2 separate regions of the Mus musculus genome follow, and region 2 is linked to region 1. Evidence: chromatin loops called from intact Hi-C (ENCODE). Cell type or tissue: heart. All regions are shown on one strand. Links, peaks and the distances in the headings refer to the core of each region. The heading gives the core; the rest is flanking DNA.

Region 1 (5,648 bases), core at 244-5,243:
CCAGTTGCTGCTGAAATCTCACTTCAGGATTCGGCGGCTGTGGAGGGCTTCCTCCAGTGAGAGCCTGCACCATTTGTTGAATGAACTGCTGGTTGGGTCCAGATTCCGAGGTTGGACTTATGGTTTCAGTAGGTGCAGAGCTGGACACAGTGGTTGCAGGCGGGATGCCAGTGCCGGTGGAGCCGGGGGAGCTTGCAGGGCCAGTGGGTCCTATAGGCCCGATGGGGCCTATGGGGGTGAAAGGAACTATAGGGCCGATGGGCCCTATGGGAGTGACTGGGCCCACAGGGGTTATGGCGGTTCCCAGCACTCCCATCCCCACACCTGGAGCGAAGCTGGGAATGAGGCCAGGTGCTTCAGTGGCTAGAGTCTGTAGCCCCTGCTGGATCTGCATTAGCGCTTGCATCGCTCTCGGGTTTGACATGGCCGCGATGGTTTCTGGATTCTGCATCTGCTGCAGGAAATTCGGGAGCTGTGGACGCATCTGCTCCTGCAGCTGAGGATTCGAAGTGAACAGCGGGCTACTCAGCATCATCTGGGCCGCCATATCTGGATTCTGGCTCAGCGACTGCATCATGCTCCGCATGTAGGGCGCAGACAGCATATTCTGAATCAGCTGGGGATTCTCAGTTATCTGCTGCAGCAGGCTCTGCATTCCTGGGGTGCTGAAGATGCTAGCCACGTAATTAGCTGCAGCCATGGTGTTCCCGGCGGTGGTGCTGCTGGAGCTGCTGCCAGAGCCACTGCCACTGCTTGTGGTCGTGGTGGTGGTGGTGGTCGCAGCCGTCTGGGTTGTTGGCGGTGGTGCCCAAGGATTGGGCAGCGGATCACGATTCTCCGTGCGGGAGGGCTGAGTACCTTCCCCTGAGGTGGAACTGCTCCCCACCGTGGCAAACGGGTTGCCCCCAAACTGCTCCTGTGCGGCATTCAGCATAGGTTCTTGAATGTCAGTGTACATGCGCCGCAGAGCATTGTAGCCACCTGGGATGCTTTCGAGATTACTGAGAGCCAGGTCTTGATTTCGCATCATCTCTTGCATCATGGCAGGATTCCTGGCGATTTCCAGCGTCTGCCTCATTATATCTGGGTTGTTCAGTAGGTGGCTGATTTCTGGGTTTCTCTGGATCAATTGTTGCATCTGTGGATTGGCCATGATGAGCTGCCTCATCAGATCAGGATTCGAAAGCATGCTCTGAACAAAGGGATTTTCCATGATCTGGATCATCATCTCAGGGCTGGCCAGGAGCTGCTGCTGCATCTGGTTCTGAAGCTCGGTGAAGTTGGGCGAGTTCAAGCCCAGGTTACTAAGGCTGGAAAGGCTTCCCAGCCCAAAGGAGCTGCTATTCGTGGTGGTAGGTGTGGAGCTACTCCTGGGAGCCGATGATGTCGTCGCCGCCGGCGCCGCCGCCGTGGTGGTGGTCGTGGTCGTCGTGCTCGTTCCCGCAGTCGTGCTGGGCTGCGTGGTGGCCTGGCCCTGCGGACGGTTCTGGCTTTTGATAACCAGGTGAACAGTCAGTCCATCATGGATGCCATGCTGCATCAAGGTATCTTGATCTTTCAGGATCTTTCCGGCGAAAATCAGCACGAGCTGATCGGTCTGCGATTTGAAGCGTTTGGAAATCGCTTCCTTGAACTGCTGCACGGTGCTGTTCTCGGGCACCGCGAACTCCTCCTTCTCTTTGGGGGTCTTCACAGTGACTTTGATGATTTTGGGCTCGGCCGGCGGGCTGGCCGCGCCTGGGGCCGCCGCAGGGCCGCGGGAGGGGCGCGGGGGGCCGCTGCTCTCGCCGTTCTCAGCCATGGCGGCCGCGGTGACGCAGGCTCACAGGGAAGGCGCTGGCGAGCGAAGAGGGCGCGAGGGAAGGAGGTGCCGCAGCAGCGGACTGGGGCGGCCCGGCGGGCAGCGCGGATCACAGTACCTCAGAGTTGAAGGCTGCGGCTCCTCCCGGTCGTCGGCTGCGCACTCGGCTCGGCGTAGGCCTCGGCTGAGGGCTGAGAGAGCAGGTCCTGCAGGCCGTCTCCGCTGCCGCCGCCTTGTGATCTGCCCGCGCGCACTCCCAGCGACTCCTGCAGCTGCGGCGCCCGCGCTCCCGCCCCGCCCCGCCCCGCCCCGCCCCCGGCCGCGCCCCGCCCCCTGCTGACGCGGCGCCAGCCCAGCGAGCGTCTCGCGGCCGAGCGCAAAACTCCTGCCCTGCAGAGGAGGGGGGGCGGAGGGAGGGAGAGGGAGAGGGAGGGAGAAATAAACAAAGAGAGGGGGGAAGAGAAGGAAAAGGAAGGAGGCTGGAGAGAAAAGCCAGGGGACCAAGGCGAGGCGGGCGAGGCGAGGGGGGAAGGGAGGAGGCCAGGAGGAGGAAGAGGGAGGCAGCTTCTTTAGCAGCCACTGAAAGACCAATGGAGAATGTGGGTTCGCAATCTGGGAGGCAGTGAAAGGATGAAAGCCTGAATTGAACCGATCCCAGGCAAAGGACGAAAAATGAATAGTAAAGAACTCTGACAAAGCAAAAAGGGAGAATGAGCGCCCGGTTGGGGGAAGGGAAGGCATGGCGGGAGCGAGCATTTTACAAAAGAAGCCGAGAAACGGCCAACAGGCTTCTGAAAAGATGAGGCTCGCTCCTAATCAAAGGGATTCAAATAAACACAATGAGATTTTTCCTTCGGGTTTATCATATTGGCAGCGATAAAAAAAAAAAAAAGAACGTTAAACCTTGTTGACCAGGAGCCGAGAAAATGCACTCTCATGCTAGTCGTAGTATGAATTGTTGTAATGGGGCAGTTTGAAAATACAAATGGACATTTTAAGGATTTGCACCTTTGTTTAGAAAGACCTAATAATCAATTCGAAAAGTATATATAAACAACGTGGCATTTTAAAAAATAGCGTTTAGCTAGTTAAATGGGTCTGTGACAGGAATACTATGATTTTGCCATACAATAAAATAATCCCTGTGTCTAAAAGATGGTGGCTAATTCATGTAGTATTACATGTCTCTAAAAAATACATTAAATGCACTGTAGTTAGGAGAAAATAATAGACGATATTTGGGGTTATTTTTTATGGTTTTCTTAACAAATGGAAACAATACATGTGTGTAGGTGTCAGCATCAAAAAGCTTGTAGACTGTATGTGTGAAAAAAATCTGAAAGGCTATACTCCATTATGATAAAGGTAATTATTAGTAAGAGCTGAAATTGTAAATAATTCTTATTTTCTATTTTTATAAGATTGTGAATTTGATGAATAAATATGCATTGCGTTTATGATTTTTAAAAACTACAAATATTATTTTCAGACAAGAGTAAAGGTAAAAATTGACAGGCACACAATAGTCGTGGCAGAAATTAACATAATCATTATGGATTAAATAAAGAAAACAAAAAATGGAGTATTACTGTTATAGAAAACCTGAATTATAGAAGAAATTATTCTGAAATCATTTATTTCTCTTGCTTTGAACACAGAAAATCCTTTTCCCATACAAAAACCTAGAGATGATTTAACAGCATTTCAAAATCATTACGTCACAGTACCTTAATAAATCTCAGTGTAAAACAAAATACAGGGCCATTATACCCATGACTAGTACAAAAATCATTATATATGCAAGAGCTCATATAGATATAATGTACAATGAAAAGTATACTTGCTTTAAATACATATCAAAACATAATTAACTGACACACATCAAATGTAAATATCTATGGTATTTAAAACATATGTACATATGTATATAAAATATTCTATTAGCTAGAAGGGCTGGGCTGCTGCTCACTGATGGAGCACATGCGTACTGTGTGTGAAGAGACCCTGGGTTCAATTCCTAGTACTGAAAGAAAAATTAACAGAAAATAAATGTACAAGAGGCAGTCATTCTAAACATCTAGTCACAAGGAAGAGGAAATGGTACAGGATTCTACACAATGACTAAATGGAACTGGAGTTAAAGCTGTAAAAATGTGCTTTGTCTCTAAACTCGAAGGAAACATGACAGGCTACCAGCAATGGCTGATTTTAGATAGTGACAACTCACCTCTGTTAAAATATGTTTAACTTTTCTGAAAATAAATAGAAATTTAATACTATATCACAAGGAATTGTTAATGACTCTTAAAGGTAAATACTATTAACAAAAATGAGGAAGAAGAAAACACTTAAAATTTAAAGAAATCCGAACACTTTTGAGATAGTACAAATTGAAATTCTTAGTAGAATGAATTGGTAAGCATAATTATAATGAGAATATAATCTCAATACTTACCACAAGATTACCCTATATGTAGTTTAAGGAACTTGATACTGATAGAAATTTCTAGGCCCCATCCCAAGCCAATTGAAATAAGTGGTGAATAAGAATATTCATTTTTAGCAGGTCTGAGTTCATTAACATTAGATTTATGGGGTACTATGTGAATGAATTCAGAGTCAAATTTATACATTTTAAGATTTTAAATGCCCAATAATAGCAAAATTAGTGTAATACACATTCAAATAACAAGGACAACAAAGAAAACTGGAAGAGGTACCTGACATGCCAGCCATAAAATGAAAACAGCAAAGACCAACAAACAATATTTCTCTCCCTTCATCCTTTTCTCTTCCCCTTTTTTTCCTCTTTCTGCTACATTTTCCTTTTTGTGAGATACTAGAAAGACATTTTACCTTGTTTCAATATGAAAGCAATGGAATAAACCATGTACAAACTAAAAAAGAACTGAGCCAGAACATACACAAGGTCCCAGGTTCTATCCCCAGCACCACAAAAATCAGTAAGTACAGATTTGAAAGACAGTGTAGTTCCAGAGCTTGACAGAGTTGGTAAAGAATTCCTAAGCCAGCTCTTCATAAGCATTACCTGAATTACTTTTAGTAGCTGTGGCAGGAAACAAGAACTTCATATTCCTCTGGGAAGTAAAGGCCAACTTGCTAACCAGCATTGAAAGTATACTAAAATCTTCAGACAATTTTACTAAGCATTTCTACATTTATGGTTGTATCCATTAGTAAAATATATTGTCTTCCTGGAGTGGATCTACAGAATGCAAAGAAAATTCTGATCATTCTTTATTTTTGTGGATGCACATGGCAGAAAGTTAATTAATAATAATAAGAAGAAGAAATTCCGTTACAACTAGAAAAATAGTTATATATGGAGGGCAAGATTTGAGTCAATGAGACTGTAATAAAAACTCCACCAGAATCACCTATACTTGTGTGATATTAGAGCAGTACAATCATTTCTGTATAGTGTAAGTTCTTTACCAGGTTCAACGGGACTAAGAAATGTTCTTAAAAGCTGTGCTATATTTTTTGTATCCATTCCTCTGTTGAGGGGCATCTGGGTTCTTTCCAGCTTCTGGCACTTATAAATAAGGCTGCTATGGACATAGTGGAGCATGTGTCCTTCTTACCAGTTGGGGCATCTTCTGGATATATGCCCAGGGGAGGTATTGCTGGATCCTCCGGTAGTACTATGTCCAATTTTCTGAGGTGCCGCCAGACTGATTTCCAGAGTGGTTGTACAAGCTTGCAATCCCACCAACAATGGAGGAGTGTTCCTCTTTCTCCACATCCTCACCAGCATCTGCTGTCACCTGAATTTTTGATCTTAGCCATTCTGACTGGTGTGAGGTGGAATCTCAGGGTTGTTTTG
Region 2 (5,648 bases), core at 481-5,480, 460 kb after region 1:
AAATATGACAAATCTTTAAGTCCAGGAAACCTTCTCTAAAGGCTCAGGGATCACCGTGGAAGAGGTGGCAGAAAGACTGTAAAGAGCCATCGGATCAGAGAGTTAGCTGTAAGAGTCTGTCTCCTAGGAATGTCAGAAGCCATACCCATCAAGTCTCTCCGACATGACAGTGTGAACGATGAGCAAGGATGAAACCAATGAACACAGAGAATGTACATGAGGTCTCAACCCTACACAAAGAACTGCAAGTGGTTAAGGACATCTGGGAGCAGAAATACTCTTTCCAAGGGGAGAGCACACCAACTGCTTGTCCAGTGCTAAATGATCAGCTCCCAAGCCATACATCCAAATGGCATTGCACAGACTGAACACGTTATATTTAGGAATATATACCTATATGTATATACATATATTCAGGGAATAACCATTAGTGGGGAAAAAAAAGAAGCCTGAATTGGAAGGACAGTATGGGAGGGTTTATGGGACGGTTTGGAGGGAGGACAAGGAAGGGAGAATTGCTGCAATTATAATCTCAAGAATGAAAAGAAAGACTGAAAATATAGTAGTATTTAGCATTAACTTTCACAGAGATAGGAAGCAAGCTGGACAGACCAAGCCAGAGAGATCAGCTTTTTCTGTATAGAACAAATCAGAGGACTGGGATGTTCAATAAACTCATCAAAGGCTTGGAACAGATACACACCAGCCCCAAACTCTTGTTCCCAGTTCTGATTTCAATGACTGTTTCTCTCCAGCAGGCATCTCCTTTCTACCCGCGCACAGGTGTCTGAGCCTCACTGGGTCAAGTTGTGCTGGCAATGCTGTTGCCAGTGACACGCATCACCCACCACAGAGTTCATTCGCTAGATAAGGCCATATCCTGGTCCACAAACTCTACCAAAAAGCTGGGAGCTGCCAAAGTCTATGAGCCCCACAGGGTTAATTTCCCAGTAGGATTCCCAGCTGAGACACTGTCAAACACATGCTTCATCCCTTCCAGTGAAACAAGCAGAAAATATCCATTTACCTTCCAAGAACTGAGAGCACATATGAGGGGCGGGAGCAATGGCTCAGCAGTTAAGAGAACACTTGCTGCTCTTCCAGAGGAATCGAGTTAGGTTGCCAGCACCCATAGCGAGCAGATCTCAAGCACCTCTAACTCAGTCCCAGGGGGTCCCACGCCCTCTGCTAACCCCTCGTGTATACAGCACACAGGGCACAAGCACACGGGGCGCGCGCGCACACACACACACACACACACACACACACACACACTCACACCAAACCATTTTTTCAAAAACGGAACACATGTAAAATCTTTCCACCACATATTCCCTCAAGGCGCATTTCTTAAATGCCACTCTCACCTGCTGCTGCTGCTTGCAACGCACTTAGAGGCAAATCTGTGCTTACTAGGCAGTAAAGGCTTTTCGTTGAATTCGCACAACTCTGAAGCCAGTGCTTGAGTTACATCCACTTTCAAGGGGGAAAGCCAGGCTCAGAGAGGTGAAGGATCTGAGCAAGTTCACGCTTCAAATGACACAAGAAAAGCAGCATGCCTGGCTATGGGGCCTCCCTTGGGGGAGTAGGAACTGACTCATTACTCTTTGGGGCAGGCCGAAATGAACTTGAGCGAGCGAGGAAGCTGCCTGGGAGAAGCAGGTGGTACTTAGAGAGTGGAGGATGGAGGGGAGGCATTTCAGGCAGAGGAACCTGAGCAGAGAGAAGGAGTGGACAAAGTTCAGAGTGTGCACCGAGGGGAGCGAGTCGAGGCAGGTAAGCTGGCTGGCCGGCCTAGAAATCCAGGATCCAACCGCACCATACCATCTCTCTGCTCCCCATTCCCACCCATTGTCTGAAGCCTGCCTGTGGTCTCCCTTCAAATGCCTTTCTGTCTCTCAGTCCCCATGGCAACAGCTCACTTTCATCCAGCTGCTTCTTATTCTAATTGCTTCCTCTGTGGCCTGCCAGGAAGTACTCTGGCCTCCGTGAGGCTGCGCAAATCTAAGCCTGATCTTCTCACTGCCCCCGCTTAATTGACCAGGCGAACACGTAGCAGGGTACAGGCTCTGCGTCTCCTGCGCACTGCTGCCTCCCCTCACCCACCGCTTTGGTCATTAAGTCTATTCTTCGGGTCCCTGATGGGCCCACGAATTAATTAGCCACACATAAACGCCTTCTGAAAACCCAGGCGGGAGAGTGAATATGCTGTGTAAGCCAAGGCAGCCAAGGAGGGCTGGGGTCAGCTGACCTCTTGCAAGCCTGTGCCCCGCCGCACCCCTCCCCCACCCCACCCCACCCCTCTCAGCCCGCCTTTGGTGAGACTGGAAGGGCCCACTGCTTGCCAAAAGCTATGAACCAATAGGATAATGTGTGCACCTGCCTAAAGAAGACCGACATTCTCTTGCGCGCAGGACAAATCCCTGCAACCCCCCGCCCCCTAGCTGTCTTAACTACCATTGTGGGACTCAAAATGCAGCCCGCTCCTTTTCCTTTCGGCTAGCGGAAGTTCCTGTGCGGGAGAGTCCCACTTCCTCTTGGGTGTTTGGCGTGTGCGTGGCAGGAGGGGCGGGGCCAATGCTGCTCTGGTTTCTTGCGCGCTTGGCGCTACAGGGAGTGCGGGCGGCGACTCCTTGCGCAAGTCAGCTTGCCTGGGAAAGGGCTTTGTGGCTGAAAGCGACTGGTTCCTTGCCACAAAGGCTCCGCTGGCGTTTGCGGTTCAGCGGCCGTCCCTGAGTAAGATAGCCACTTTTCTCCGACGCTGCCAATAGCCTTCTCCAAGTGCTGCAGGCTTTCATCGCTTTGCAGGAGCCATGCCTCGGGGACGGAAGAGTCGGCGCCGCCGGAACGCAAAGGCAGCTGAAGAGAATCGCAACAATCGCAAGAGCCAGGCCTCAGAGGCTTCAGAGACCCCGATGGCGGCTTCTGTAGCCCCGAGCACACCCGAAGAATACCTGAGCGGCCCGGAGGAAGACACAAGCACCCTGGAGAAGGCCTCCAGTACCCCTTCAGAAGCTTCGAGCACTGCCCTAGTGCAAAAGCCGGTTACCCGGAGCAATTTTCAGGGCACCAAGAAAAGTCTCCTAATGTCCATATTAGCCCTCATCTTCATCATGGGCAACAGCGCAAAGGAGGCCCTGGTGTGGAAAGTGCTGGGGAAGTTAGGGATGCAGCCTGGGAGGCAGCACAGCATCTTTGGAGATCCGAAGAAGGTCGTTACAGAAGAGTTTGTGCGCAGAGGGTATCTGATTTATAAGCCAGTGCCCCGCAGCAGTCCAGTGGAGTATGAGTTCTTCTGGGGCCCTCGAGCACACGTGGAATCTAGCAAGCTGAAAGTCATGCATTTTGTGGCAAGAGTTCGGAACCGATGCTCCAAAGACTGGCCATGTAACTATGACTGGGATTCAGATGATGATGCAGAGGTTGAGGCTATTCTCAATTCGGGTGCTAGGGGTTATTCTGCTCCATAGAGAGATCCTAGGCAAACCCTTAGGAGTGGAAAAGAGAATCCAAAGTATCTGCTCCATGGAGTAGATAGGCAGGGTCCTGAATTCAAAAGGTTGTGGAGGGTGGGGAGGGCACTGTATTTGGTATTTGTGACCAGTGCTAATTGTTAAACTGCAAAGTAGTGTTTGCTATAGATATTGTTATCTTGTATTCATTTTATAACACTGTTGACTAAGAATCACAATATGTTTAAATATATACTTGAGGAAAAGTTTATGTTATTTTTTTCTGTCGTTGGCATTTGATATTAACAGCTGTGCTAACCTTATTAAATGAAGTCTTTGTGTCATGTTGTGTGATGGATAGAAAGTACCACTGAGAGGCTGTTCTTTGAAAGTTTGGAATAACCAGTAAAGTGTGAGTGGAAGAAGATTACAGATTTGTTCTGTCTTTCCCTTGTGTCTGATGTCTTGTAATGGAACACATTTGTAAATATGCTCACTGTGCAAATAGTATAAATAAAAGCATAGTAAACAGAATGTTTTGTTCATTTATTGTCCACCTGTTAAATGAGGACCAAATTTAGATGCTGGGAATAGTCCTTAACAGAAAGCATCTAGTTTCCAAGAAATTTCAAGATTGTGGGAGGGGGTGGGGAATGGAAATGCAGTAAGTGTTGTAGGGAATGGGCAGGGACTAAGGAGAAGGAAGACAAACTGATGACATCATTTGGGGAATAGAACAGAAAAAAAGAGGGTATCACAGGATGCTTTAAAACCCAAGGAGCATTTCTAGAATGCAGAAGACAGTAGGAAGGGTGGCCATATTACTTGGTATTGAGTGTGGAACTGGATACTTAACAGACCTTGACAGGAGCCATTGGCAAAGACCTGAAAACATTCTAAAATAATAAAGAAGTAGAAACGACACTAAAATTATCTTGAGAGAGGATGGTAGGGTAAAAATAGACTGCTGTGGAGTAGCAGTAAGAGAAATGGAAGAGACTAAGAAGATCCTTGGGGTCCTTAGGTAAATATTGGGTGGGGAAGTAAACTTAGGGTCACTGGGGAGAATAAGGATACTCAGGACATAGAAATTCCTCAATGACATATTCAGGTATGTTAAGGGAGAAGAACAGAACAAGAAAAAAGTCAGGAGAAGAGGGGAAGAGAACCAGGACATCATAAGAAGGCTGTTGCACTTTACAAAAAGACAGTGACACTGAGGTCACCAACACTCATGGTGAATTGGGGACAATGGGAAAAGGGCTTTGAAACACCTGGATTTCTGATGTTGAAGGATACTGAGAGAAGACTGGACATGTAACTTCATAGCATTGGAGTTTCTTGCTCTGCACATAATCCAAAATACTCAGTGTGTGTGTGTGTGTGTGTGTGTGTGTGTGTGTGTATCTGTTTGTCTGCCTGCCTGCCTGCCTGCCTGCCTGACTTTCTGCATGCCTGTCTGTTTCTCTCTCTGTGTTTTCAGGGGCAAGGTAATATTATTCCATATTTCCCTTGAGGTAGTGAAGTACCTACAACTGTAGAGATCTGGGAACCTCCTCCCCATTCTCCTTAGGGACTTGCCTGAGAACATGTACAAGAACAACTCACCAGCTCTAGAGCTGACCACAATTAACACGAGGAAAGTAATAAAAAGAACAGACTGGGGTCTCCTAGGGAGCATGAAGGACAGGCACCTAGCCCAGGCACACCATACAGAGTACAGTGGTCAAGACACTTTCATCCCTCCTTCACTAGAGTCTCACCTGACTTCTGTCTGAGACAAGGCCCAGTCTCTGGCTGCAGCACGGGATGGCAAAAGATTTATGCAAAGCCCAAGGACACACAGGCAGCAGTCTGCAGGCTAAGGATGCTTCCATCAGAAGCAGAGTGGACGAGGTTTCAGAAGCTCCAAACACAGATGATGAGTGGCTTCTATGTCACAGGAAGGGCCAGAGAAGCCTGGCACAGGTAATCAAAGAGGCTTGTCACCACCCCTGAAGGCACATGTTTGTCAGTCCCTCTCAAGGGGTAGGCAGCAAAGGAATCCAGGGGAGAGGTCAGCACACAGCATTCTGGGCCAGAGCCACACAAGTGGCAGACCTGAGACAAGACCCTGCTTCTTTCTCCACATCCCCAGACTGCCTTATACTAGGCTGCCCTGCCATCTGTTATGGCTTGCCAATGCCCACTCCCAGG

Evidence for each region. A loop is a pair of places that touch in the nucleus more often than their neighbours do. Peaks named below come from ENCODE experiments on the same cell type or tissue, not always from the same donor. Only the 100,000 strongest peaks of a DNase experiment are listed, where the experiment ranks them.
Region 2: a loop joins it to region 1, with 8 times the contacts of the local background. A loop is called at or near these places in 2 of 42 quality-filtered maps.

The regions. Positions count from the first base shown.
Region 1 is chrX:153,494,607-153,500,254 of GRCm38, reverse strand. Ubqln2 (ubiquilin 2) reads right to left here and starts at 2,023. Exons shown (of 1, transcript NM_018798.2): 1 at 1-2,023. The coding sequence starts at 1,801. In heart, for the core only: no CTCF peak of the experiment used is centred there; a DNase peak (open chromatin) is centred at 2,144; H3K4me3 peaks cover 2,825 bases; H3K27ac peaks cover 2,806 bases.
Region 2 is chrX:153,034,504-153,040,151 of GRCm38, reverse strand. It overlaps Mageh1 (melanoma antigen, family H, 1), which reads left to right and starts at 2,589. Exons shown (of 1, transcript NM_023788.3): 1 at 2,589-3,986. The coding sequence starts at 2,814. The coding sequence ends at 3,470. 9530051G07Rik (RIKEN cDNA 9530051G07 gene) reads right to left here and starts at 2,523. Exons shown (of 4, transcript NR_040272.1): 1 at 2,458-2,523; 2 at 1,368-1,713. In heart, for the core only: a CTCF peak has its summit at 2,451; a DNase peak (open chromatin) is centred at 2,561; H3K4me3 peaks cover 1,855 bases; H3K27ac peaks cover 1,334 bases.